3 separate regions of the Homo sapiens genome follow, and regions 1 and 3 are each linked to region 2. A link is an interaction called in ENCODE POLR2A ChIA-PET data of the cell type or tissue named here. Cell type or tissue: Panc1. All regions are shown on one strand. Each heading gives the region's core, and the rest is flanking DNA. Links, peaks and the distances in the headings are about the cores only.

Region 1 (4,000 bases), core at 1-4,000, 120 kb before region 2:
GGCCACCACCGCTCCCGCAGCCACAGCTCACTCTGCACTGTGTGCCCAGATCTGGGTCTGGCTCCTGGGAGCCCCGAAGGGCAGGCCTGGGCGTCCTGAATGGGCAGGGGCTGGCACGTGGGAGGCACTCAACCCATGCATACTGATGACAGCGCCCACCCTCTGTGGCTGGTGAGGACAGGGCGCGAGGCCCGGCAGTTGCTCACTCCCTCCTGAGGGCATCAGGAGCCAGGCCCCTCTCTGGGGACCCTCTCGCTCAAGGCCCCTCCAGGCTGGCGTGCGAGCCCAACAGCCCCGGGGCTGTGGGGGCACTGAGTCCAGTGCCCACCCTGCTTAGAGCAGCTTTGGAAATGGCACTTGCCAGCCCAGAGGCTGGAAGTGCACCCTCTCCACCCACTGCTTCTGGGGCACCTCCCACCCCCCTGCATGACTTGCCCACCCTTCTCCAATGTCCACCTGCACAGGTGTCTCCTTTTCTGAGGAACCTTCCAGGACTCTGCCTGAAAACTCTCTGCCCTCTAGGGTCATGCACTGGGGAACCACTTATGGCCAGGATTCCGGAGTTGCAGCTCTGTGCCTCAGTTTCCCTACCTGTGCAGTGGACTGTTGGGGGACTCGGGTCCCCTGGCAGCCCACGTATCCTCCATCTTCTGGCCCAGAGGTGGTGGGTGGAGAGAGCAAAGCCGCAATGGAGGCAGAGAAGAGGGAGTGGAGGGGACAGCCCCAGACCTAGGCTGCAGGGGTGAGGGCCTCTTGGGCCCTCAGGGGCAACCCTGCCTCATCACATGCTACTAGACAGGGTGTGCCCCCACCGGCCTGCTGCCCTCCACCCACCCAGAAACCCTGCCCTGGTCCCCACCCGTGAAGCCCAGGTTGGGCCCAGGCCTCTGGGGCTCTTGGGTGAGGGGCTGGGCCCTGAGGCAGGCATGGGTGGGGCAGAGTGAGGCCCAGGAGCAGCTGACACCCCGGGGCTTCCTGAGGGAGGGGTACTCTAATCTCGGCTCTAGGGCAGTTCCCAGGACTAGGACCCTCCAAGCAGCTGAGTCAGAGCCAGGGTCTGGGACCTTCCAGGGCTTGGGCAGCTGGGAGTCATGTGCCACTGTCTCAGTGCAGGACAGCAGGGTGAGCGGGGAGGAATTGCCAGGGAAAATCTGAGGGCCACAGGCGAGTACACACTGGGCCAGGCAGGGAGTTTCTGGTGAATCCGTGCCCCATGATGAGCCCGTGCTGCTGACTCGCGCTGACCATCCGGGCCTGCTCATCGGTCACTCACGGCCATGGGCCCAGCTCTACCTCTGAAAGTCAGGCTCCCCATCACAGAACTGGGGCGCTGCTTGCCTTCTGCTCCTCTGCTATGGGGACTCCTTCGGGACATGGTGTGCAGGACTCTCCCGCCTGGGCATTAGATGTCTGGGGAAGCATGCTGAGAAAAGGACATTTGAAGGGGTCTTGAAGGACATACAGGAGTTTAATGCTGGCTCCAGGCCACGTGAGGATCCAAGCTGAGGGAGTGGGGTGAGGCCCAGCTGGGTCTAGAGGGCCATACGGTGGGGGTGGATGCCTGGAGGCTCAAGGTCATCATGGGGGCCTGTGTGCAGGGCAGAGCAGCAGGGCCGAGGGGATTGACACAGCAACTCTGTCCCATGTGACAACTAAGGGTGGGCTGGGACCTCCCGCTCTCCATGTGCGGACCCTGGTGACTCACCCAGGGCTGCCACCAGGGCAACCAGCCCCGGCTGGAAAATGGGCACAACCTGGACCCTACGGTGCCTGAGGCCTATGTGTCCTATAAACCATGGAGCTGCGCCTCAAAGAAACACCTCCCGGTGTCCACCCATCAGACACCATGCAGGCCTTTGCTGTGGCCAGGAGGGGCAGGGCAGGCTTGGGGGAACTGAGATCTCAGGGGTGTGCGTCACCCAGTTCATGACACCCCAGGGACAGCCTGACCCCAAAGCTCCTGGCATTAGGGTCACCCACTTCCATGTTGAACCTGACTGGGGGCCCCTCCTCTGTGCCCCAGGTGAGTAACAAGGTTAGAAGGGAAGCTGGGTCCTGGAAGGAGAGGACAAGCCCTCGGAGCAGGGCTGAGCAACTCTCAGGGACACAGGCCTCCCGGACCACATTAGCCACAGCCCCCGGTGACCCACAGTGTGACACTTCGCAGGGACCAGGCGGCCTGGAGTGGACCCTTCCTTCAGGGGCGCATACAAGTAACCCAGGCAGCCACACTGAATTCCAGCCCAGGACTGTGGAAGAAGGCCCAGCACTCCTGGACCACCCCAACCCCAGGAAGGAGTGGCCTTTTCTGCAGCCAGATGGGGGTGGCCACACATTTGCCCCTTTGTCCTGGAGACTGGAGCGCCTATCATGCCAAACCAGGACAGGGAGGAGCAGGGACCAGGGGCAGAGCGCAGGTAGGGCTGGCCTAGACAGCAGCTGGGGGTGGCCTTGGCTGCTAGGGATCACTCAGAACAGAGGGGGACGGTACGTTTATTGCTCATCACTCACACTTGGGGCCAGGCCCCTGCTAGCATAGCACTCAAGGCCCCCAGCACAGGGGAAACAGAGGCTCCCAACAGCCACTGGCTGCCTGGGCAGAAACCCAGGCCCCCTAGGCACCAGCGGCAGCTCCAAGGGCCCCATGGCTGACACAGGCACTGCTCCTTCCTTGAGGCTGTCAGACACCAGGGCGGGCGAGGAGAGCCCCCAGCCTGGGCGTCCTGCCCTCTGTCCCCACTTTGGGAAATGCCCCTAAGCTTAGCCTTTAAGAGGTGATCACATAGGCACTGTCCCTGGGTGGTGTCCTGAATGCACCTCCCCTACCCCACACCGTTGTCACTGTGGAGGGACCTCCTCCATGCCCTTGGCTTCTGTGAGGGGTAGGGGTACCCACATAGTTCCGGGACTCACAGGCTGGCATTCACACCCCAGCCCCGACACACTTGCCTGGTTGCCTGCGGCAGACAACCCACTCTGCCGCTCCTCTCCGCAGCGCTGCCTGGCCTCAGCGAGTGCAGCCCATGTCAGGGGCTCTGGCTGGGTGGGGGATGCCCCGCCTCTTGGACATGAGTGGACGAAGGCCTGGGCTGAGCTCAGTGCTGTGACATCAGCCAGGAGGCCAGAGAGCAGGGTCACCTCCCTGGTTCCTGGGCTGGCCTGGTCTCCTAGCGCTGGGGAGAGCAGGGCAGGGATTCTGGGTCAGCTCACCCCAGCTTCTGGCCAAGGCTGGAGCCTCGGCCCGGGGACTGGAGAAGCACGAGATGGTCTCAGGCCCCGTGGGGCAGCCAGGGCCGTGGGGGCCCAGGGGTCAGACGCAGCGTGGTCTCAGGGTCAATGCCCCCCTCCCTCCTCCACCCCCTTCCTGCTTAGGCCCACCTGGGAGGGGGTCAGACTCCCCCACCTGCACCCTTTGGCTTCAACACCCAGGGGAGCCTGTGGCAGTGGATACTTCATATTGGCAACAAACAGCAGCTGGGATGGGCCACAGGGCTGGACAGGAATGGCTGAGGCCCAGCCCCAGCACTGCTCCTCCATCACAGCCGCCCTTCCTGCTGTCCCACTCTGGCCACCCAGGAGGCCCCCAAGCCCCACCCCACCGTCTGTGTCTGGCAGGCATCGCTGACCATATAAGGTGCCTCTGGCCTCCCTGCCCAGCCCTTCAGTGCTCCCAGCTCCCTGGTGCCCTGGGAGGCGGCCCCCTAGCCTGGGGTCTTGGTGGCGAAGGTCAGGTAGCCGGTGTGGCCCACGGCCTCCTTCATGGGCGTGCCGCTGCGGAAGGGGCTGGTGTCGGAGCCGGCAGGGCCATCTGTGCCTGTGCCCAGGTCGGGCGGTGGCAGGCTGACAGTGCGCACGTTGTAGACCTGTGGCAGCACCTCCAGGGTGCTCAGCTCTGAGAAGCCGCGCGCTGCCAGCGCCTGGCATGTGCGTTGCACCTGCTCGATGCACGGTGAGAAGGAGCAGAAGCGCCCGCCTGTGGGAAACAGGACCCGAGGGTCAG
Region 2 (10,730 bases), core at 3,218-7,217:
GGCTACCAGACATCCAGAGAAAGTCTCTATATGAAAGAGCGGTAACAAGAAAGAACCCCAGAAAAAAAGAGAAGCAATGCAGGGAACAAAAATCTACTTTATAAAAGAGCTAAAAAAAAAAAAAAAAAAAAAAAGCCTTTACTATTCTCAGGGAGTCAGCAGAAGAAACAACATTCATAATACCAGGGCTAGATGCTGTAAAGACAGTAACAACAAACAGATGAAAATGATCAAAGAGTGAGCTGGGGAGAGAAGAGGAGACACACACACAGCTTTCTTTCTTTTGAGACAGAGTTTTGCTCTGTCACCCAGGCTGGAGTGCAGTGGCGCGATCTCGGCTCACTGCAACCTCTGCCTCCCGGGTTCAAGAGATTTTCCTGCCTCAGCCTCCTGAGTAGCTGGGATTACAGGTGCGCGCCACCACGCCCAGCTAATTTTTTTGGATTTTTAGTAGAGGCAGGGTTTCACCATGTTGACCAGGCTGGTCTCAAACTCCTGACCTCAAGTGACACTTCTGCCTTAGCCTCCCCAAGTGCTGAGATTACAGGCATGAGTCACCGTGCCCGGCCCACACACACATTTTTAACAGAAAGAATGGAAGATGAAGTTAAAAATATCTCCCAGAAAGTAAAAACATAGAGATAGAAGATAGATTTTGAGGCTCTTTTCAAGCACTCCAGTCTCTGCTTAAGGATTCCAGAATGAAGATTTTTAAGTTAAAAAAGAGACAATTTTCCAGAACTGAAAGACAAAAACCTCTATATTAAAAGGGTCCAATGAGCACCAAGAACAATGAATGAAGACTAACCCTTGGCACCTCAATGGCTAATTTCTAAAAACCAAGGATAAACTTCCAGAAAGAAAAAAAATATTACATACTTAAGCTACTTACATGGTTATACTCCAGTCTTTGACATTCCCAATATCTGAAAACCTTTCATGATCCAAGTTTGAGCTTCCCATTCTTTAACTAACTTCTTCTACCTTCCTGCTCACTCAATCTAGTACTCTAATAACTGTTGGAACTTACCAGGATCTGTAATTCACTGACCCCACACCTTCATAGGGTCAGTCTTCCTCCTCAAGTTCTTAGTTCCTAATTATATCACTAATTTCATTGTGATGTTGTTGTATAACAATGCTCCTGGGGTGTTGTATAACAATGCTCCTTTGTCCTTTCACTATACTAATGTGACAAAACCCCAATCTCTGCAAATGCCATGCCTGCAGCTGGGCAACTGAATGTGGCTGGAGAGTAGCACAACGCCATGCTGACTCTTCCCACTTTAAATCCTTGGTCACCAACCTCAGGGAAGCCTTAAGGCTGCCTGGCAATTCTATTACATTTCTCTAGTCCATTCACTCTCCTGCTTATCTGGCAATTATTTTAACCTCCTCACATCTCTAATACATCTCCTCATCGTAGCAGATCAGTTTGCTTTCCATTTTACTGAAAAAACAGTTTGCACTCAGAAAATTTCTACAAGCTCCTACTACCATAAGGATCCCCTCACCTGCACTGATGCCGGCACCCTCTGCTTTCCTCCTATTTCTTTACTTTATTTTCTTTCTTTATTTTTTGAGACAGAGTTTTGCTCTTGTTGCCCAGGCTGGACTGCAGTGGTGCGATCTCGGCTCACCACAACCTCTGCCTCCTGGGTTCAAGCAATTCGCCTGCCTCAGCTTCCTGAGTAGCTGGGATTACAGGGGCACGCCACCATGCCCAGATAATTTTTTGTATTTTTAGTAGAGATGAGGTTTCACCATGTTGGCCAGGCTGGTCTCGAACTCCTGATATCAGGTGATCCACTCGCTTCGGCCTCCCGAAGTGCAGGGATTACAGGCGTGATCCACCACGCCTGGCTTGCTTTCCTCCTATTTCTATGGAAGAACTGTCCATGTTATCCAAAGACCAATGCCTCCACCATCCCCTCACCTATTCCAAAATCTCTTCGACAGCACCAATTTCCTCCTTTTTATGAGATTATCCCCATTAGTAGAGAAATATGTTGATATTTTGTCCATCTTCTAAAAAATACCTTGGCCTAATGTCTCCCTGTAGCTACCATCCCACTTATCTGTGCCTAGAAAGAGCTACCTTGCTGTCTCTAATTTATACTCACCGATTCTCTCTTGAGCTAATACATTATATTATATGTGTGAGTACTGCAAAATATTTGAAAGATAAGCTAGAACATTTTGGCCAATTAGCAGTAACACATAAAACCTAAGAGTTTATAGAAAAAGAAACAACTATTAATTTTAGACAAAGCTTTACAATTATATAAGAAAATAAATGATCATAGCCAAAGCTCAACAATACTTACACAGTCGTAATTTAAGTAAATAAGCCAAATATATCACTGCAATAGAAAAGCTAGGGAAAGAAATGTAGATATGGAAGTGGGAAGTGGAAGTCAATGATGTTTAAAATGATAAATTTGGAGAAAGCTATTGGAGTAACAGAAGAAAGAGCTTAAAAAAGTTGGGGCCTTTGAGTAATAATGCTGAGGAAAAAGAGGGATAAGAAAAGAAACTTCTGATTGTCATTAGAACTTTTTAGTATATTTGACTTGTTAAGCTATGTGCATGCATTACTTTAGGAAAATAATTTTTAAACAATAAATAACTCCAATAAAGTACAAATGACTGAAACAAGTGAGTTCTGTAGTTCGTGTGAGGGGAAAGGTCTCTGGGAGGCTATGAAAATTAGTGGGGGGAAAATAATGAACTTGAAAGAAAACTGTGGTGTAAAACAGGCAATATTTCACACCAAAATAACCATAAGCTATGAAAAGTTGGTCAAAAGCAAGACAGCAGATGCAACTAACATCCCCAGATTCATAGTAAATATGGGATAGATGCTTCCAGGACAATATGGATAATGGGTAGCATTTTCATTTAAGAGCTAAATCAGATGAATTTCACAACTGGTACATGTATTTTAAAAATATATAAAATGAGCATTTTGATATCCATTTCTGATTGGTTCATGGTCATCCTGTGGGAAGTCTCATCTAAACTGAACTTACACCATAACTAGGCTATTTAAAGGCTTGATTTAAAATGGTCTTCAGAGTGTACATATTAATGTATCTTGTTTATAATTCTTATTCCAACATGTTTGTTAAATTAAAACAACTTTCTTCCAACGAACATATAGTTTTTCATGAGTATCTTTTTTTTTTTTTTTTTTTTTTTTTGAGACAAGGTCTTACTCTGTTGCCAGGCTGGAGTGTACTGGCATGATCTTGGCTCACTGCAACCTCCGCCTCCCGGGTTCAAGTGATTCTCCTGCCTCAGCCTCCCGAGTAGCTGGGACTACAGGCGCACACCACCATCCCCGGCTATTTTTTGTATTTTTAGTAGAGATGGGATTTTGCCATGTTGGCCAGGCTGGTCCCAAACTCCTGACCTCAGGTCTCGATCTCTTGACCTTGTGATCTGCCCACCTTGGCCTCCTAAAGTGCTGGAATTACAGGCATGAGCCACCATGCCCGGCCTTCGTGAGTATCTTTTATGTTCACGACATCCTTGTGACTTAAATGCATGATATAGATTGTCCCTACTCCCTTCTTTCAGAAAATTCTTTTCACGATATAATTCTACATCTCTGTTCTTACCCCAAGGATAGCAGTTAAAACTCTCAACATAATACACAATAAGCCTTTAACTTATACTGACTCAGAACAAATTAAGTCCCCAAATCATCAATGCCACTCTTCCCACAACCCTCTGGGTTTTCTTCAGAGGTTTTAGTTCTTCAATAGGCAAGATACATCACGTTCCCATCACAGGGCAAGAGAACGCTGACAAAAATAAAGATCTTAGCTGAGAAAAGTACTAAGTAGCTGGGTGTGGTGGCTCATGCCTGTAATCCCAGCACCTGGGGAGGCCAAGGCGGGCGGATCATCTGAGGTCGGGAGTTCAAGACCAGCCTGACCAACATGGAGAAACTCTGTCTTTACTAAAAATACAAAATTAGCTGGGCATGGTGGCACATGCCTGTAATCCCAGCTACTAGGGAGGCTGAGGCAGGGGAATCGCTTGAACCTGGGAGGTGGAGGTTGCGGTGAGCTGAGATTGAGCCATTGCACTCCAGCCTGGGCAACAAGAGCAAAAGTCCATCTTTAAAAAAAAAAAAAAAGAAAGAAAAGAAAAGTACTAAGTAATAAAAATACACCAATTCACAGACCAGACCAGAGGCTTTAGGTTTCTTTCTACTAGGAATATTATACTGTTATATAAAATCAGTTTTCTAGTTAACAATTCACTTAATTCTTTACCACACGATCCAGTAATGTCACTCCTAGAGAAATTAAAACTTATGTTCACAGAAAAACCTGTACAGGAGTTCTATTCATAATTGCCAAACACTGGAAACTATTCAAATGTCCTTCAGTGGGGGAGCTAATACCAACTGTAGCACAGCCATACAACAGAATACTTCTCAGCAACAAAAAGGAACAAACTGTCAATATATGCAACAGCCTGAATCAATCTCAAAGACATGATGCTGAGTGAGAAGAAGCCAGTTTCAAAAGGTTACATACCATATGATCCCATTTTATTTGACATTCTCAAAAAAAGACAACTGACCAGGCGTGGTGGCTCACGCCTGTAATCTCAGCACTTTGGGAGGCCGAGGCAGGCGGACTGCTTAAGCTCAGGAGTTCAAGACCAGCCTGGGCAATATGGTGAAACTCCATCTCTACCAAAAATAAAATAAAATAAAATAAATAAATAAAATAAAATAAAATAAAATAAGCCAGGTGCGGTACTGTGTGCTTGTGGTCCCAGCTACTGGGGAGGCTGAAGTGGGAGGTTGCTTGAGTCCAAAAGGTGGAGCTTGCAGTGAGCCGAGATCGCGCTGCACTCCAGCCTGGGCGACAGAGCCAGACTCTGTCTCAAAAAAAAAAAAAAAGCATGCTATTAAAAAACAATATAAACTTAATTTTCGACATTCCAAATGAGAGATCAAAAGTTTCCCAAATGCAAGAAGTTATATGATTATTGCCTTCTTGAGGAAAAAAAAGTTCCATTTACATTAGCAACAAAAATTATAAAATAGCTTGAAATGAATTTAACAAGCATTATATAAAACATAGATGAAAAAAGTTACAAAACCTGAAAACAAATTTGAGACACATGCACATTCCTGAATAGAAACATTTGGCATTAGCCGGATGTGGTGGCTTACACTGGTAATCCCAGCACTTTGGGAGGCCGAGGCGGGTGGATCACCTGAGGTTGGGAGTTTGAGACCAGTCTGACCAACATGGAGAAACCCGTCTCTACTAAAAATACAAAAATTAGCCGGGCATGGTGGTGCATGCCTGTAATCCCAGCTACTCGGGAGGCTGAGGTGGGAGAATTGCTTGAACCCAGGAGGCGGAGGTTGTGGTGAGCTGAGATCACGCCACTGCACTCTAGCCTGGGCAACAAGAGCGAAATTCCGTCTCAAAAAAAAAAAAGAAAGAAAAAAAAGAAAGAAAGACTTGGCATCATTAAAATATCAATTTCCTCCCAAACTATTAATAATTTATAAAACCAACTAAACCCTCTTTTCTGGTTAGCGTGGCATGAGAACCCATAAGCAGCAAAGTCTCTCACGACACCCTGGATGAGGCGGTGCAGGAAGTCCTGCACGGGAACCAGTGAAAGTGCCCCAAGTTCCTGAAGATGGTGGAGTTGCAGATCAGCTTGAAGAACTATGACCCCCAGAAGGACAAGCGCTTCTCGGGCACCGTCAGGCTTAAGTCCACTCCCTGTCCCAAGTGTGGGTCCTGGGGGAACAGCAGCACTGTGACGAGACCAAGGCCACGGATATCCCCCCAAGTGGACACTGAGGTGCCAAAAAAACTCAAGAATAAGAATCTGGTCAAGAAGCTGGCCAAGAAGTATGATGCATTTTTGGCTTCAGAGTCTCTGATAAAGCAAATCCCACGAATCCTCGGCATAGGCCTAACAAAGGCAGTAAAGTTCCCTTCCCTGCTCACACACGATGAAAACACGGTGGCCAAAGTGGATGAGGCGAAGTCCACAATCAAGTTTCATATGAACATGTTATGTTTGGCTGTGGCTGTTGGCCACGTGAAGATGACAGACGATGAGCTTGTGCATAACATTCACCTGGCTGTTAACTTCTTGGTGTCACTGCTCGAGAAAAAACTGGCAGAATGTCCGGGCCTTATATATCAAGAGCACCACGGGCAAGCCCCAGCGCCTATATTAAGGCATATTTGAAAAGATTCTACTGCTACTAGTAAAAAAAACAAAAAACAAAAAACCAACTAATCCCATGAAAACTAATCTAATCAAAATTTCATGCTCTGTTTTTAGAAAATGGCAACTTAATTCTAAAATTCATGTGGAAGAGTAAATGACCAAAAAAAAAAAAAAGCTATGAAAATTTTGAAAAATAAGAGTCATTGGCCGGGCGTGGTGGCTCACACCTGTAATCCCAGCACTTTAGGAGGCTGAGGTGGGCAGTTCATGGGTTCAAGAGATCGAGACCATCCTGGCCAACATGATGAAATCCCCTCTCTACTAAAAATACAAAAATTAGCTGGGCGTGGTGGCACACACCTGTAATCCCACTTACTCAGGAGGCTGAGGCAGGCGAATTGCTTAAACCCGGGAGGTGGAGGTTGCAGTTAGCCGAGATCCCGCCACTGCACTCCAGCCTAGCGACAGAGCGAGACTCCATCTCACCAAAAAAAGAGAGAGAGAAAAAAAAAAGAATCATCAGGAGGGGAACTTGACCTAAAACATACAATCCACAGCTGCAGTAATAAAAACACCACAGTATGGGTATAGGACTAAATAAACAGACTGGAGAAATAACAGGACACATATGAGAATTTATTATGTGTTAACGCAGGTATCTTCAATTGTTGGGAGAGAACTGATGGTTCTGGGACAATTGTAATCCAAGTGGAAAAAAAAAGTCAGATCCCTACACCTAATACTAATCTTCCCAAATACATACCACATGAATTAAACGTTAAAATGTGAGCCATAGGAGGAGTATTAGAAGAAAATACAAAACTGGTTTTTTGTTTGTTTGTTTGTTTTTTCGAGACGGAGTCTCACTCTGTCACCCAGGCTGCAGTGCAGTGATGCAGTCTCAGCTCACTGCAAGCTCCGTCTCCCGGGTTCATGCCATTCTCCCGCCTTAGCCTCCTGAACAGCTGGGGCTACAGGCGCCCGCCACCATGCCCAGCTAATTTTTTGTATTTTTAGTAGAGACAGGGTTTCACCGTGTTATCCAGGATGGTCTCGATCTCCTGACCTCGTGATCCACCCACCTCGGCCTCCCAAAGTGCTGGGATTACAGGCGTGAGCCACTGCACCCGGCCTATAGAACTGTTTTTTAAGTCACGGGACAAATCTTCAAGAAGACATGAAACCCAAATGTAATAAAGAAAAAGATTAAATGATTTTGCCACATAAATACTTAAAAACTTCCCTAAAACAAGAAAGACATCATAAACAGTTAAAAGGAGTAATCTAGGGAAAGATATTCATAACCTACATTAACAGACACATCAGACAGATGACTGAAACATAAAGGGTTTAAATCACTAAGATTAAAAAAAAAGAAAAATGAATAAAGGATATAAACAGGAAACTTGTTTTATTTTTATTTATTTTAGAGAGTGTCCTCTGTTGCCCCGGCTGGAGTACAGCGGTACAATCATAGCACAATGCAGTCTTGTACTCCTGGGCTCAAGTGATCCTCCTTGCCTTGGCCTCCCAAAGCACTATGAATACAGGCATGAGCTACTGCGGGTGGCCAGGGAACTTGCCTCAAAAAGAAATTATGAATGACAAAAATATATAAAAAGATCATAAATCTAAGTAGTGAAAAGGGAAAAAGCAACTTCTGGTTTTCTCTACACCCTTTTTTTGTCCATACGTGCTATGGTTTGAATGAATGTCCCCTCCCAAACTCATGGTGAAACGTAATTGCTGTTGCAGCAGTACTAAGGCATGGGGCCCTGGAGAGGCAATCAGATTGCAAGGGCTCTGCCCTCTTTTCTTCCTTTCTCCTCCTCTTCCCTTCCTTCCCCACTCTTTGCCCTTCCATCACGCCCTTCATGTATCAAGAAGGCCCTGGCCAGATGCAGCCCCTGGATCTTGGACTTCCCAGCCTCCACAATTGTAAGAAATAAATTTCTTATCTTTATAAATTACCTAGTCCCTGGTATTGTGTTACAGCAGCAAAAACAGATTGAGACCTTCAGATAGACAAAAATTATCTACAGTGTAGAAGCATGTACGAAAATGAACACTCTATTCCATTTTGGTAGAATAATAAAGTAGGTACATCACTTTTTATTCAAAACCAATTTAGTAGTATCTATTACAATGTCAAATAGTCATCCACTTTCACCCAGGACTTCCATTTCTAGGAATTATCCTACAGAAACACTTAACAAGGACACGCAATGCTAAAGAATGTCCACTGCAGATCTGTTTGTAACAACAAAAATTTAGAAACAACCCTAATGCCCACTGATAGGAAATAAACTATGGTACCACCATAGCCAGGAAGACTATGCTGCCTTTAGACTAATATGTCAGATCTATGAGTACTAAGACCCAGACATGGTCAAGGTACATTACTAAGTAAAAAAACTGTCATCATGTTCCATGAGTCCCTTTCTGTTAAAATTTTTTAAAAGTTAATGTCTATATAAAAAACTCTGGGAATATACACCAAACTGCTGAAAGTGATTGTCTTTGAAGAGACAAATTTCAAGGAACTTACTTTCTACATAATGAATTTCTATATTTCTATAATGTTTACATTTTATATGTCATATCTACAATAGGCAAAAAAAACCCCACAAGAGTAAAATGATTTTGTTCAAAGTTTTTCCTTTTTTTTTTTTTTTTTTTTTTTTTTTTTTACTTTAAGTTCTGGGATACATGTGCAGAACGTGCAGGTTAAACAGGTATACATGTGCCATGGTGGTTTGCTGCGCCCATCGACCCATCAGCTACATTAGGTGTTTCTCCTAATGCTATCCCTCCCCTTGCCCCTCACCCCGACAGGCCCTGGTGTGTGATGTTCCCCTCCCTGTGTCCATGTGTTCTCATTGTTCAACTCCACTTACGAGTGAGAACTTGTTCAAAGTTTTAAAAAAACTGAGAAACTGAGAAAGTTTTTAAATTAAACCACTCTGCTAGTCATATTCAAGCATTTCTAGAGAAAGAACCTACTAGAAGTAAACACCACAGGCCAGACTCTAGATAATGTAAATCAGGTAAGGTAAATGGAAGAGGTTCGTCTGTCTCAACGCTCTCTTGGCCCACCATCTCTGCCCACATGAGGAAGCTGGCAAGTAGCCACCTGGAACTGGTGGGAACTAAGAAACTCAGAGGTCTCACCGTTCCTTATCTCAAGAAAGCTTTAATCAAGGACAACAAGGACAGCTCCGCCCACACAAGCTGTTTACAGATTCCAAAAGCAGTCTATAAGGCAGCTCAGCAACAAGGAGTCTTAACTAAAAATCCACAAGAATTTTATCACTAAAATTAATGAATTGTCAAAAGGCAAATTTCTGGCAACAGTCTTTTAAAATTCCAGTTAGCACAGTCCAGTGCTTCCCAACCTTTTCCAAGTCTCCGCACACACAGGAAATGAAAATATTTACAGGGCACATTGCTGCAAACAGAGGATGCATGCTGACAGATGACAGACCCAGGGCTCATGCTCTTGCAGCCCCAGGCCTGGTGGGCTGCAGGCATGAATGCTACGCCATATGTGTCACAGTCTTGGCACATCTATCAGAAGGGTCTCGCACAGGGAGAGCATTTGTTTTAAAAGCTTCCTTCAAAAGTATTACTACATTCAGGCCAGGCATGGTGGCTCACGCCTGTAATCCCAGCACTCTGGGAGGCTGAGGTGGGTGGATCACCTGACATCAGGAGTTCGAGACCAGCCTGGCCAACATGGTGAAACCCCCTCTCTACTAAAAATACAAAAAATTCGCTGGGTGCGGTGGCGTGTGCCTGTAATCCCAGCTACTCGGGAGGCTAAGGCAGGAGAATCGCTTGAACCCAGGAGGCGGGAGGTTGCAGTGAGCTGAGATCACGCCACTGCACTCCAGCCTGGGCAACAGTGAGACTCTGTTGCCAACACCACCTCCCCCCCGCCAAAAAACAGTATTATTGCATTCATTTAGCAAATATTTATTAAGTACCTAACAGGTTCCAAGCACTGTGTTAAGTTCTGTCATCTTCCCCTACAGACTGGAGACAGCCTACAAACTAGAGAAGGAGACAGACAAACGAGCAATTCCAATACAATGTAAATTGTGCCATATAAGGGGAGTATCGGGATTTTTATGGAATCCCATGCCTGGGGAAAGGGGATTTGTCAATGATTACTTCTCAGAAATGTTCCCTAAACAGAAGAGTAAAGAGTATTTCAGGTACAGGGAAAAGCAGGCGCAAAGACCTAAATGCAAGAAACTACATCAAAGGTTGGGCACGCTGGCTTACACCTGCAATCCCAGCATTTTGGGAGGTTGAGGCGGGCAGATCACCAGGTCAAGAGATTGAGACCATCCTGGCCAACATGGTGAAACCCCATCTCTACTAAAAATACAAAAATTAGCCGGGCATGGTGGCGCACGCCTATAGTCCCAGCTACTCAGGAGGCTGAGGCAGGAGAATTGCTTGAACCCAGGAGGCGGAGGTTACAGGGAGCTGAGATC
Region 3 (10,730 bases), core at 3,992-7,991, 140 kb before region 2:
AACTGGGCTTGTCACATTGTATTGTATTTTTGTGATCTGTAATGAAAAGAATCTGTACTGCAAGTAAAACCTACTCCCCAAAAATGTGTGGCTTTGGGTCTGCATTAAACGCTGTAGTCCATGTTCATGCCAAAAATGGCTGGGAACGTTTGCTTTATTTACATTCAGTCAGCGTTGCTTTCAGATCACACTTTATCCACACAGGAAAGCCAGTCAGCCTATAATGAAGTAGTTATTAAAATAAATGTAATGAATATGTCTACAAAGTATAGTTTAGTGGTTTATTTTGCTAAAATGCACATATATTTGATATAATTTAGTTTGAGAAGTTCAGCTAGTTTTTCTCCTTTGTTTGACTTTGTCAATTTCTATCTGGTTTTTAAGGGTCTGAGCTTAGCTTGTGCATGCAAGGTTTTGGGTTTTTTTATTTTTTTTTTGAGCACAGCTTTTCACCTTTTAATTTGTTGGGTATTTTTCTCTTAATAAGAGAAATATTGGCCATCGATTTTTACATATAATACAAGTGTGTTTTTCCAGTACATTGGTTCCTGTCCCCTCTCTGTGAACTGTTTGAGTATTGGAACAGTATGTCTTCAATAATTCAATGTTACTTTGAGATACATGTGTTAATATACCCTTAGTTATTCTTGAAATAAAACCAGTCTCTTACGCTTGCAGTGGAGAAAGGCTGTGAGTCTGAGGTGTGTGTTCTCTATATATTATCACCTTCATGAACTGTCTGACCTGGGTGCGGAGCCCTTTTTTTTTTTTTTTTTGAGACGGAGTCTGGCTCTGTCACCCAGGCTGGAGTGCAATAGCGCGATCTCGGCTCACTGCAACCTCCGCCTCCCAGGTTCAAGCAATTCTCCTGCCTCAACCTCCCGAGTAGCTGGGATTACAGGTGCCTGCCACAACGCCTGGCTAATTTTTTGTATTTTTAGTAGAGACAGGGTTTCACCATGTTGGCCAGGATGGTCTCGAACTCCTGACCTCAGGTGATCCACCCGCCTCAGCCTCCCAAAGTGTTGGGACACAGGTGTGAGCCACCGTGCCCAGCTGAGGAGTCCTTCCTTAATGGAGCCCACAGCAGGCAGGCCTGGGGGCAGGTGGCCTCCTTGGCTGCAGTTGGTGGCCATGCTGTAAGGAGGTGAGGGTGGTTGTGTGTGGGCCAGGACCCAGGCCCAGGTGACCAGGTCACTGTGCTCTTGTTGAGACAGCCTAGGAAGTATGTGTGTGATGGGGGTGGGGGCCTCATGCTCTGCTCCCTCAGGAGGATGCCTGGGTCTCAAATAAGAATTGACTTTATTTTTAGAAAGAAGAACCTCTGAGACAGTTCTTGAAAGATCCACTCTCCAGAGGAGAGTTGTGATAGTGTGCTATGAAACCGTCTTCACTGCTTTGTGACGGAGGTGTGGGAGTCTTTCTGTCTATTCGGCCCTTCCCGGCTGTGTGAGGTGTTCTGACTCCGGCCTCCGGCCCTCTCCCAGCCCTAAGTCTAGTGAAGCCCGTGTGCTTGGACTGCAGACGTGCCTGGCTCACTTCGGGCAGTTGTTTGTCTATTTTAAGTCCGCTATGTGACAGCAATAAGTTTTCCTATTTTTAGCCCTTTCCTATTGTATTTTTTGTTTTGTTTTTTGTTTTTTGTTTTTTTGGGGGGAGCGTTTTGTTTGTTTGTTTGTTTGAGGCGGAGTCTCTCTCTGTCACCCAGGCTGGAGTGCAGTGGCGCGATCTCGGCTCACTGCAAGCTCCGCCTCCCGGGTTCACGCCATTCTCCTGCCTCAGCCTCCCGAGTAGCTGGGACTACAGGCGCCCGCCACCATGCCCGGCTAATTTTTTGTATTTTTAGTAGAGACGGGGTTTCACTGTGGTCTTGATCTCCTGACCTCGTGATCCACCTGCCTCAGCTTCCCAAAGTGCTGGGATTACAGGCGTGAGCCACCGCGCCCGGCCTTCCATTGTATTTTTGTTGTCTTCTCTGCCTGCTTTTATCTTCCAGGTGATCCAAACAGGGGCAGCCTTTGCAAGCCTTGCAAACGCATGATAGGCCCAGAGCCAAGAACAACGATGTGTATAGGTTGAAGAGAAACACTCTGGGGGAAATGTGAGCTTTTGAATAAATCCTTGGCCACACGTGAGGATTCTTATCACTTATACTGGCAACAGCATTAACCAGGCTCCTAGTGTATCCTCGTGTTGCGCTGAGGATTGAAGAATCCATCATGCCACCAGTGGCCATGGAGAAATTCCAGTTTAGTCAGAGAAGGGATGAGGGGAGTCAGCTGCGCCTGGTCTGTCTCAGGTGTGAATGTCTGGTGTCAGGTCAGGTGTCAAGTGCAAGCCGGAAAAAGACCAGTGGCTTAGGGAGGGGTCTCACTGGCCCTTCAAGGCTGGTTAGAAGTAGGACAGGAGACGGTGGGTGTGGCACCGGGAATCATGGCACTTTGGGAGGCTAAGGTGAGAGGACTGCTTGAGCCCAGGAGTTCAAGACCAGCCTGGGCAACACAGACCCCATCTCTACAAAAAAATCAATATAATTTTTTTTTTTTAAAGAAGAAACCCTGGAGTGGGCTGAGCTGGAACGAGGTGGCAGGGGCTGAGGGGCAGTGCCCTGGCAAGCTTGGCTCTTGATTCTGGGTACAAGCTGAGCCCTAATTGAAGGCCTCTTATATGCAGGTCTGGGGTCGCCCCTGCTGGTCAGGACATGTCTGAGGGCATCTTACAAAATGTTTTGGGTTCTTTTGTTTTTTTATTGAAACAGGGTCTTAATATGTTGCCCAGGCTGGTCTCGAACTCCTGGGCTCAAGCGATCCTCCTGCCTCAGCCTCCCAAAGTGCTGGGATGACAGACATGAGCTACTGCACTTGGCCTTGCTTTTCCATTTTGTGTAGTTATCATTGCACAGATTTTGGGGTGGGGGTGGGGGTCACCAGGCAGCCTTAGGACTCTGTGTCCCTAGTTCTAGGTCTCTTCAGCTTGTGCCCTTTTTTTATGCCAGTCACCAGCAGGCTATTTCAGGCTATTTCACCTATTTGCCCTCTTGGTCTTTCTAAAAGCACGGCTCTGCTCATATGGCTTTTCTGAATGAAAACCTTCAGTGGCCTCCACTATTTCACCCAGCCACGTCCCTGCGAGGCCCTGAGTGGTGTGGTCCAGGCTGCCCCAGCAGCCCCATCTCCACTGCCCAGCCATCTGTGCAAAATGTTCTATGTACATTTTAAGCTCTCAGCACCCCTTGAGGCAGGTTTTTCATACTATCTGTTTCATAGGTGATTCTGAGATTCAGGTGGTCCCTTGCCCAGGGAACTGCCCAGAGTCACTTGGCAAAGGAGGGAAGGACAATTTGGTTACAGTTCATGAGTCATGGACTTACCTGGAGAGTTGAAGAAATGGCTGGTGCTTGGGGCCCACCCCAGCGATTCTGGTTTCATCGGGATAGGGTACAGTCTGGACATCAGGATTTCTGAAAGCTCCCACCTCAGGGAATGCTGGCCAAGTGGCTAAAAGCAGGCTGGGGCCCAGACTGCTAGGTTCACATCTCAGCTGTGCCACTTTCTCTCTCTTTTTTTTTTTCTGTCGCCCAAGCTGGAGTGCAATGGCACAATCTCGGCTCACTGCAACCTCTGCCTCTTGGGTTCAAGCAATTCTCCTGCCTCGGCCTCCCAAGTAGCTGGCACTACAGGCGTGCGCCACCACGCCCAGCTGATTTTTCTATTTTTAGTGGAGACACGGTTTCACCATGTTGCCAGGAGGGTCTCCATCTCTTGACCTCGTTATCTGCCCACCTCAGCCTCCCAAAGTGCCAGGATTACAGGTGTGAGCCACCGTGACCGGCGAGCTGTGCCACTTTCAAAGCTGAGCCCTTGAGCTTCAGTTTCTTCTGAAAGGTGGGCAGTACTTAGCACTTAGGTTTAAAGGATTCAGCTGGTTAATGTGAAACATTCAGCTCCAGTATTATGTCTCAAAGTCACTGTGTCAGTGAACCGGCATCCCTCATCGTGGAAAGACTGTCTTAAACGAGTGCTTTATTCTGTCCGTACGTCTTCCACTTGTGAATTACAACTGCAAAAATGTATCTTTCTATAGTAAGGTTGAAGTGAAGTGAAGCTATTTCCCCGCTTCGGATTCTTTGGTCTTTCCGGAGCTGCCAGGGGTCTGTGACCCCATTTGGTAAGGACTCAGTGCCGCACACTGCCTCTCCATCTCTGGTCCCCGCTGCGGTCACAGCGAATGGTAGGTTTTCAGTGTGTGTTAGAACCCTTTCAGTCTCGAGCCGTTTCCCTGTGGCTGCATTTTCAGATGAATGTTGCCAGTTCCCCACCTTCTGTCTCCATCTCACACTGGTGTCTGCCCCACCTCAGTCCTCTGTGGGTGTTGGGACATGGAGCTGGGTGGTTCTGAGTGCTGAGCGGAGAGTAAGGTCATCAGATGACTTTGCTGTTCATGGCCCTGGGTTCTGGTGCTCTCATCCGAAGCCCTCCCTGCCCATCCCTTGGGCCGTGGAGCGTTTCTTCTGTTCCTGTACCCTATTAATAGCTCTCCTAACACAGTGGCTCACCTGTCTCTCCCATGCCAGGCCACAGTGCCTTTCAAGGCAAGATCTGTCTCTTCATCCATGCAGCCTCAGGTCCTGGCAGTAATGGGCACTCACATGCCTTTTGGATGAGCTGTTCTTTGGAAATAGTGTCCTTAGCTCCTGGCATGTAATAGGCATTCGGCGAATACTTGCTGAATAAATGAGTGGAAAAATCTCAGATCTTCAGACAGCTTCAGAGAGTGTTTAAAATCCTTCTGCTTATCGGATCCAAAGGACCTTCTCTCTGCTGCACCTTCCACCGGGGCTCTGGGGTGGCCAATCAGGATCTCTCACCTGAGGCCACCTCATCCCCCTGAGAGCCCGGGTGGAATCAAAAGTGCCTCCTACTCGGTCCCTGGGGCAGGAGGGCCAGCAGGCCAGAGCGGGTCACACCCTGCTGTAGAGAAGCAAGGCCTCTCCAATTCCAGAGCCCTTGGCTGGCCACCCAGCCACAGAGGCCAGGCAGGCTGGAGCCTCTGAAGATGAGGGGTGGGGATGTTGGCTTCTGTCTCTGAAATTCGTCTGCTCGTGCTTGTGATGCCGAAATGAGCAGTTAGCTCTGTGATTCCTGAGCCTGGGCCGACCTCCATGTCCTCGGTGCTGTTGGAAAGGACCAGGGAGGGGCAGTGTCAGGGCCACCGCGTGCCTAGTGTGCCCTTCAGACCGATTTGACATGAAGAGGAATCTTCCTGGCTGCTGGGTGAGGTACTTGAAGGAAACCCACTAACCCATGGGGTGAGGAGGACTGAGGGAGGGTAGCTGAGCCTTGGGGTGGAGTCTCCATTTAACTAGCATCTGCCGAGTACCTGTGAGGTGCTGGGGGCAAAGGCGTGGACCTGGGGCAAGGGCCCCTGCAGAGGTCACGTGGCTTTCTGAGGGATCCATCGCAAGAAGCATTGGCCGGATGTGATGGGGTGGTTGAGAAGCCCAGGGAGGCTTCCTGGCGGAGGTGGGAGGTTAGCTGGTCACGGACAAGAAGTGGAACGTGACAGGAAGTGCAGGAGTTCGTCTCTTCCCAGGCAAGACCGTAGTGGTGAACACACTGTTCCAGTCGGCGGGCTGGGAGCTTCATCAGAGTGAGAGTGCTGGCAGCCACCACTGCTGCTGGAGCCGGGAGGGCCAGGCAGGGCCAGCCAAGCTGGACCACGAGCTGCTGCGGCAGGGCTGGGGCCTGAGAGTCCTCCGAGGGACAGGAGGCAGGTCCGCTCTCCACAGGGTGAGGGAGAGAAGGGGACCTGAGAGCGTCGGGGTAGGGCCTAGGAGCTGCACTTCAGCCATGAGGAGGGGCAGCCGTGGATGGTTTTTAGCCTGGGGAGTGACGGGCCATGCTTCCCTTTGGGACGGCCCCAGCAGGACAGTGCCTCGCCAGTCCACATGAGCCAGCGGCCGCTGTGCCATGCCTGCTCTTCCAGGCCGCCTCCACCCCCACAGCCGCGCCCCTGACTCTCGTCCCTTGTGGACATCGGCCCTTCCGACAGCTTGTGTGTGCCCCGTGATGCCCCCCCCCCATCCCCACCTAGCACTGTTCCAGGTGGGCGGGCATCCACTCAGCCTCTCCCTGGTGCTCACCCAACTCCCTCCCAGACAGAAATGAGACCAGCCGAGACACTCTGTGGGAGGCTGTCCATGAGCCCCAGAGCCCCAGGAGGGCCCTCCAGGCTGGTCCCACCAGCCCAGGGTGCAGCACCGCCTGGGGTGAGGTGGCGGCTGCAGGTGGCTGGCAGTTCAGATACTGGAGCTCCCAGTGGGAGGGATGGCTAGCCACTCACCCAGAACCTTCCCGGAATGGGGGAGGAGAGAGCCCACTTGTGGCAGCATCAACAGGATTTTGAGAACACAGTTCTGGAGCTGAAGGCCTGCAGCGAGCCTGGTGCAGGATGAGGCGTCAGACCTGGGCCCCTCCCAGGCCGCTGGGTTCCAGTGCTCCCGACAGGCCCTCTGTGCCCAACAAGCCTCACCCTGGTCATGAGGGGCCCAGGGCAGGTTTTCTTTTCAGGCTGAGAACTGGGCCTCTGGGCCTGGTGAGGGGCAGTGGCCCAGTGGTGGCCACCTCCCAAGGCTCCTCTGTGGAGTAGGACACCCCTGCCAGGAAGGGCCGGTGTCCCAGCCCAGCCCTGGGGTGGGGAGCAGAGCCTCTCCCTAGGAGCCTGGGCTTCAAGCCTTCTCTCCCCACCCAGCCAGCCTGGTGGGGGAAGGAACCACCTCGGATTTGATTGAGGAAGACGTTTTTTTTTCTTTTTCTTTCTTTATTTAAAGGGCTTTCCAGTAAAAATCGGAAAACCTGCTAGTCAAATTCTAGAAGAGCTGTGACACTGGAAAAGACATTTTTGTAGCTAAGTTCATGAACAAATTCACACGCTCCACACTGCCGCCTTCTCGGCCTCCCTTTCCCCAGCCGATCTCCATCACCTGCCCCTGCCCTCAAAGCACCGAGTCCCCCAGGGCCTGTGCCTCAGGGCAGCTGCCAGGACTGCCAGTCCCCACCAGGGGCTGTCTCCCTCCCTGGGGGACACGCTCAGAGCTGCACTGGCTGGGGAGGCTCTGGGCGGAAGGGTGGAGAGACAAAGAGGTCTTTGTGTCCCTCTGGCTGGATGGGAGGACAGACAGGTCAGCCAAGGCTGTGTGACTGGTGAGGCCCACCCAAGGTCCCAGACTCCTGCCACCACCTACCTGGGGCCCTGACATGTGCAAGACATCTCTGTGTGCCTCAGTTTCCCGGCTGCGAGGTGGGGTCAGGCCACGCACCAGCCTGCCTCCCCACCTGGCTTCCCGCCCGGCGTCACCAGCCCTCACAGCTTCATGTTCCTGCGGTTTACCACTTTGGTGTCTTTCCTGGCCCCTTCCCCACGGGCACGTGAACTCGCCGCATCCCCAGTGCTTTCACAGACTGGTGAGGGCTGGGAAGGGCAGACCCACAGAGGGCCATAGCCGTGTGGGGTGGGGCACCCAGGACTGCTGCGTGGACCAGGAGGGAGGAAGAAGACCAGAAGCCGTGTCCTGGCAGCTCGGAGGCCCTGCGCCTGCAGAGGCCGCTGCGGGGCAAGGTCAGGCGGGGCCGGGATCTGGCTCTGGCCTAGGTGAGGGGTGGCCAGGTGAGCAGAAGGAGCTCCCCAGGGCCGCCTCTGTCACCTCATTTTCCTGCCAGGCCTGGGGCAGGGAGGGTGCCCAGCAAGCATCTGCAGGCTGACAGAAGGGCATGGTGCCCGAGGCTCAGTGTGGCTGGGAGCCAGGACAGAGCCATCTTCCCGCCTCTGGGTCCCAGGCCAGCCCTTCCCAGGTTGGGCAGGCTGGGCCTAGAGAGGCACCAGGGCTCTGCTCACAGGGACAGAAATGGATGCGGAGGGCCAGCCGGGTTCCTTGAGGTCCCTCTCCCTTCTGCTGTCTCTGGGTGTACCAGTCACCCAGAGAGGGTGAGAGTGGAACGGCCGCTGTCTGGTGCTGGGTCACGGGCAGAAACAGCCTCATGGCCAGGCCACCTGATGGCCATTCCCACAGGAAGGACTGGCTTCTGTGCTGTGTCCCAGCTCTGGCATGACCAAGCCATCCTCTGACCACCAGCAGCCACGCCTGGCTTCAGAGAAGCCAGAGAGCCCAGTGGGCCACGTGGACCCCAGCGGGCACCACGTGCCAGATGTCAGCTGCAGTCAGTCTCCAACCACAGTGCCTGCGCTCTGCCCCACCCTGCCTCATCGTCCTCAGAGGGCTTAGCACGATGCCAGGGGCCCCGCCACCTGAGACCCTGAAGACGCCAAACTTGTTCCGTTCCTGCTTGTATCCCCAGTACCTAGAGCAGCACCTGGCTCAACACGCTGACACCTGTGGGTGCACTCTGCAGGTGGCGTGGGCCCCGGGGGCAGCAGGAGCAGAGCCCAGGGGGACGGTTTTGCCTCCTGAGTCGGGGAACATGCTGCAAAGCTCTGTGGGCACCTGTCTTGTGGGGCACGGGGGGTCAGCAGGAACCGGCACCCTCAGGCGTGGCTGGGTGTACATGAGCTCTGTGCGTGTGCCACCAGGATCACCCATGTTGGGGGAGTCAGGGCCCCGCTGGGTGTACCCTTTACCTGGAGCCTGGCACAGAGGCAGGGCCTTCGGGTGGAGGGGCATGCCCTTGCTGATGGCCAGAGATGAAAGTGAGACCCAGAAAGAGATCAGGAAACTGGGATGTTCAGATTCTCCCGGGGGCCCCTCCAACTCTGCTCCTCGGGCGCAGCCGGCATTTCTCTGCACGTGGGGATGTAAAGGAAAATGAAGACTTTTCAAAAGCAGAGCCCAGAGCCAGGGCCGGGCACACTGGAGGCCCTGGAAGAACTTCAGGCAGCGGGTAGGGGACAGCGCCAGGACTGCCAGGGCTTCCTGGGCCCCACAAGCCAAGGGAGGTTTGGAGGCTTTGCTGAGTGCCCCTGGGGGCAGCAGTGGGGTTGGGGGAGGGGGGTGGGAAAGGATTTGGGGGCAGTGAGGACGGCACCAGGGGATGCGGGCACCCAGGGTTCTGGCCTGGCTGGCAGGAGGAGGGGTGAGCCATGGGGGCGGGGTCACAGAAGCATGGGCAGCAGAACCCACTGGGCCTCGCCGATAGCTGCTTATTAAAGGTGCTGGGGTACAAAAATTAGCTGGGCGTGGTGGCGGGCGCCTGTAGTCCCAGCTGCTCGGGAGGCTGAAGCATGAGAATTGCTTGAACTCAGGAGGCAGAGGTTGCAGTGAGCCGAGATCGTGCCACTGCACTCCAGCCCGGGCGACAGAGCAAGACTATCACACGCAAAAAATAAAAAATGGAAAAAAAAAATTAAAAAACGTGCTGGGGATGTCAGGGTGCAGGCGTGGGGCAGCGAGGCGCCCAGCTGCCTTCTTGAGCTGTGGTCTGGTCTGGGCATTGCCTGCAGATGGCCACAGCAGGCCCAGGGTGCTCTTGGCAGCCTGGGGCTCCTGGGCGTGTGTGCCCCTTCCTCTTGCATCCTGGTTTCATCTCCCCGGAAAGGGCATCTTCCAGCCCTTAATCCTGACCCAGCCCCTGAAAGGAAAAGCAGGCATCCCAGCACCAATGTGGCTATGCAGGTGGTCCTGTGGAGCAGGCCATGGGGGCCTGGGGAAGAGTGTGCAGGCTGGACGGCTGGAGCAAGGACCCCCAGGTTGGAGCCTGGCAGGCAGGTGAGAGTCTGCAGGGCCAGATCCCACAGAGCCTTGGGGCAGCGGGCCCCTACAGGGGCAGGACTGCATCCTGGAGATCAGTGGCTCCCACAGAGAGCACAGCACCAGTCCCAGGCTTCCCCTGGGTTGGGTTCTCTTTGGGGAGCCCCCCAAGGCCTGCCCCACAGCAGCCCACCAAGTCTGGCCCAGTGACTGCCATGGACCCCACACCGGCAGTAGGTCTGTGCCAGGGCAGACCCGATAGCCCGCCCCAGGGGGTGCCTCTAGCTGAACGTGCGAGGCCTGTCCCTGCTGCAGTGGGGACCATGGCTGGCCTGTTCCCTCAACCAGTCCCAGTGCACATGGGCCCCACACAGCTCAGCATCCGCACTGGCCAGGCTGGGTGGAGGGAGGACTCCAGACAGACCCTGCTACCTGCCGCCCTCCACACAGCCCCTGGCCTGCAGGGTGGCTCACCTGCACAGCACGTGGCTCCCTGACCTTGGAGGTCCCCCAAACGCCACGCACCTGCCCCTCCAGGCCCCCACTTGCCTGCTTGGTTCTCCCATGTCTGGTCACCAGGTGGCGCCCAAGGCCAGGTTTTGCCGAGCCCAGAACACCAGAAGTGGTCCTGCCTGGGCCACGCCAGGTGCACCTGCCCTGGCCAATGGTGGACAGGTGGCCATGGCATCGCCTGAGCTGCGCTTCTGTTCTGGGGGTGGATGGCGCTTGCGCGGGGCATCCAGTGACCACCTGCTACCATCATGGGTTGGTACGGATCCCCAGCAGATCTGGCAGTCTCTAACCTACGCCCCCCAACCCCCCTAACTCTGCCACAGGCAGCCTGCCCTGCCTGCCGGTGTGGGTCTGTCATCAGGATGGTGGTGGCTCACAGCCGGCTGGCAGGGGCTTGTCCTTCCCCGTGGCAGGGCCTGTGGGCAAGGCCTGTGCCATCAGCCCTGCGTCTCTGCACAGGTGGCCCTTCCTTGGACCCTGGCCCGGCCCTCCTGGGTAATTTGTGCTCCTCTTCCAC

The links. ChIA-PET counts read pairs that join two places held together with the same protein. Peaks named below come from ENCODE experiments on the same cell type or tissue, not always from the same donor. Only the 100,000 strongest peaks of a DNase experiment are listed, where the experiment ranks them.
Region 1: POLR2A ChIA-PET joins it to region 2 with 5 read pairs; 6 of 35 experiments call an interaction of 5 or more read pairs at or near these places.
Region 3: POLR2A ChIA-PET joins it to region 2 with 9 read pairs; 3 of 35 experiments call an interaction of 5 or more read pairs at or near these places.

Annotation. Positions count from the first base shown.
Region 1 is chr14:103,534,523-103,538,522 of GRCh38, reverse strand. It overlaps TRMT61A (tRNA methyltransferase 61A), which reads right to left. Exons shown (of 4, transcript NM_152307.3): 4 at 1,450-3,973. The coding sequence ends at 3,702. Among named protein-coding and RNA genes, the nearest start is that of TRMT61A, 7.3 kb to the right of the region's middle. In Panc1, for the core only: no CTCF peak of the experiment used is centred there; no DNase peak of the experiment used is centred there; H3K27ac peaks cover 1,031 bases.
Region 2 is chr14:103,407,624-103,418,353 of GRCh38, reverse strand. The region is part of intron 2 of MARK3 (microtubule affinity regulating kinase 3); the gene reads right to left. It also overlaps the pseudogene RPL10AP1. Among named protein-coding and RNA genes, the nearest start is that of MARK3, 28 kb to the right of the region's middle. In Panc1, for the core only: no CTCF peak of the experiment used is centred there; no DNase peak of the experiment used is centred there.
Region 3 is chr14:103,546,503-103,557,232 of GRCh38, reverse strand. It overlaps LOC124903392 (a long non-coding RNA gene), which reads left to right and starts at 3,752. Exons shown (of 2, transcript XR_007064357.1): 1 at 3,752-5,278; 2 at 5,593-10,730. BAG5 (BAG cochaperone 5) reads left to right here. Exons shown (of 2, transcript NM_001015048.3): 2 at 1-682. It also overlaps the pseudogene RNU7-160P. RefSeq lists an enhancer at 9,969-10,018 and a silencer at 10,259-10,308. In Panc1, for the core only: no CTCF peak of the experiment used is centred there; no DNase peak of the experiment used is centred there; H3K27ac peaks cover 1,816 bases.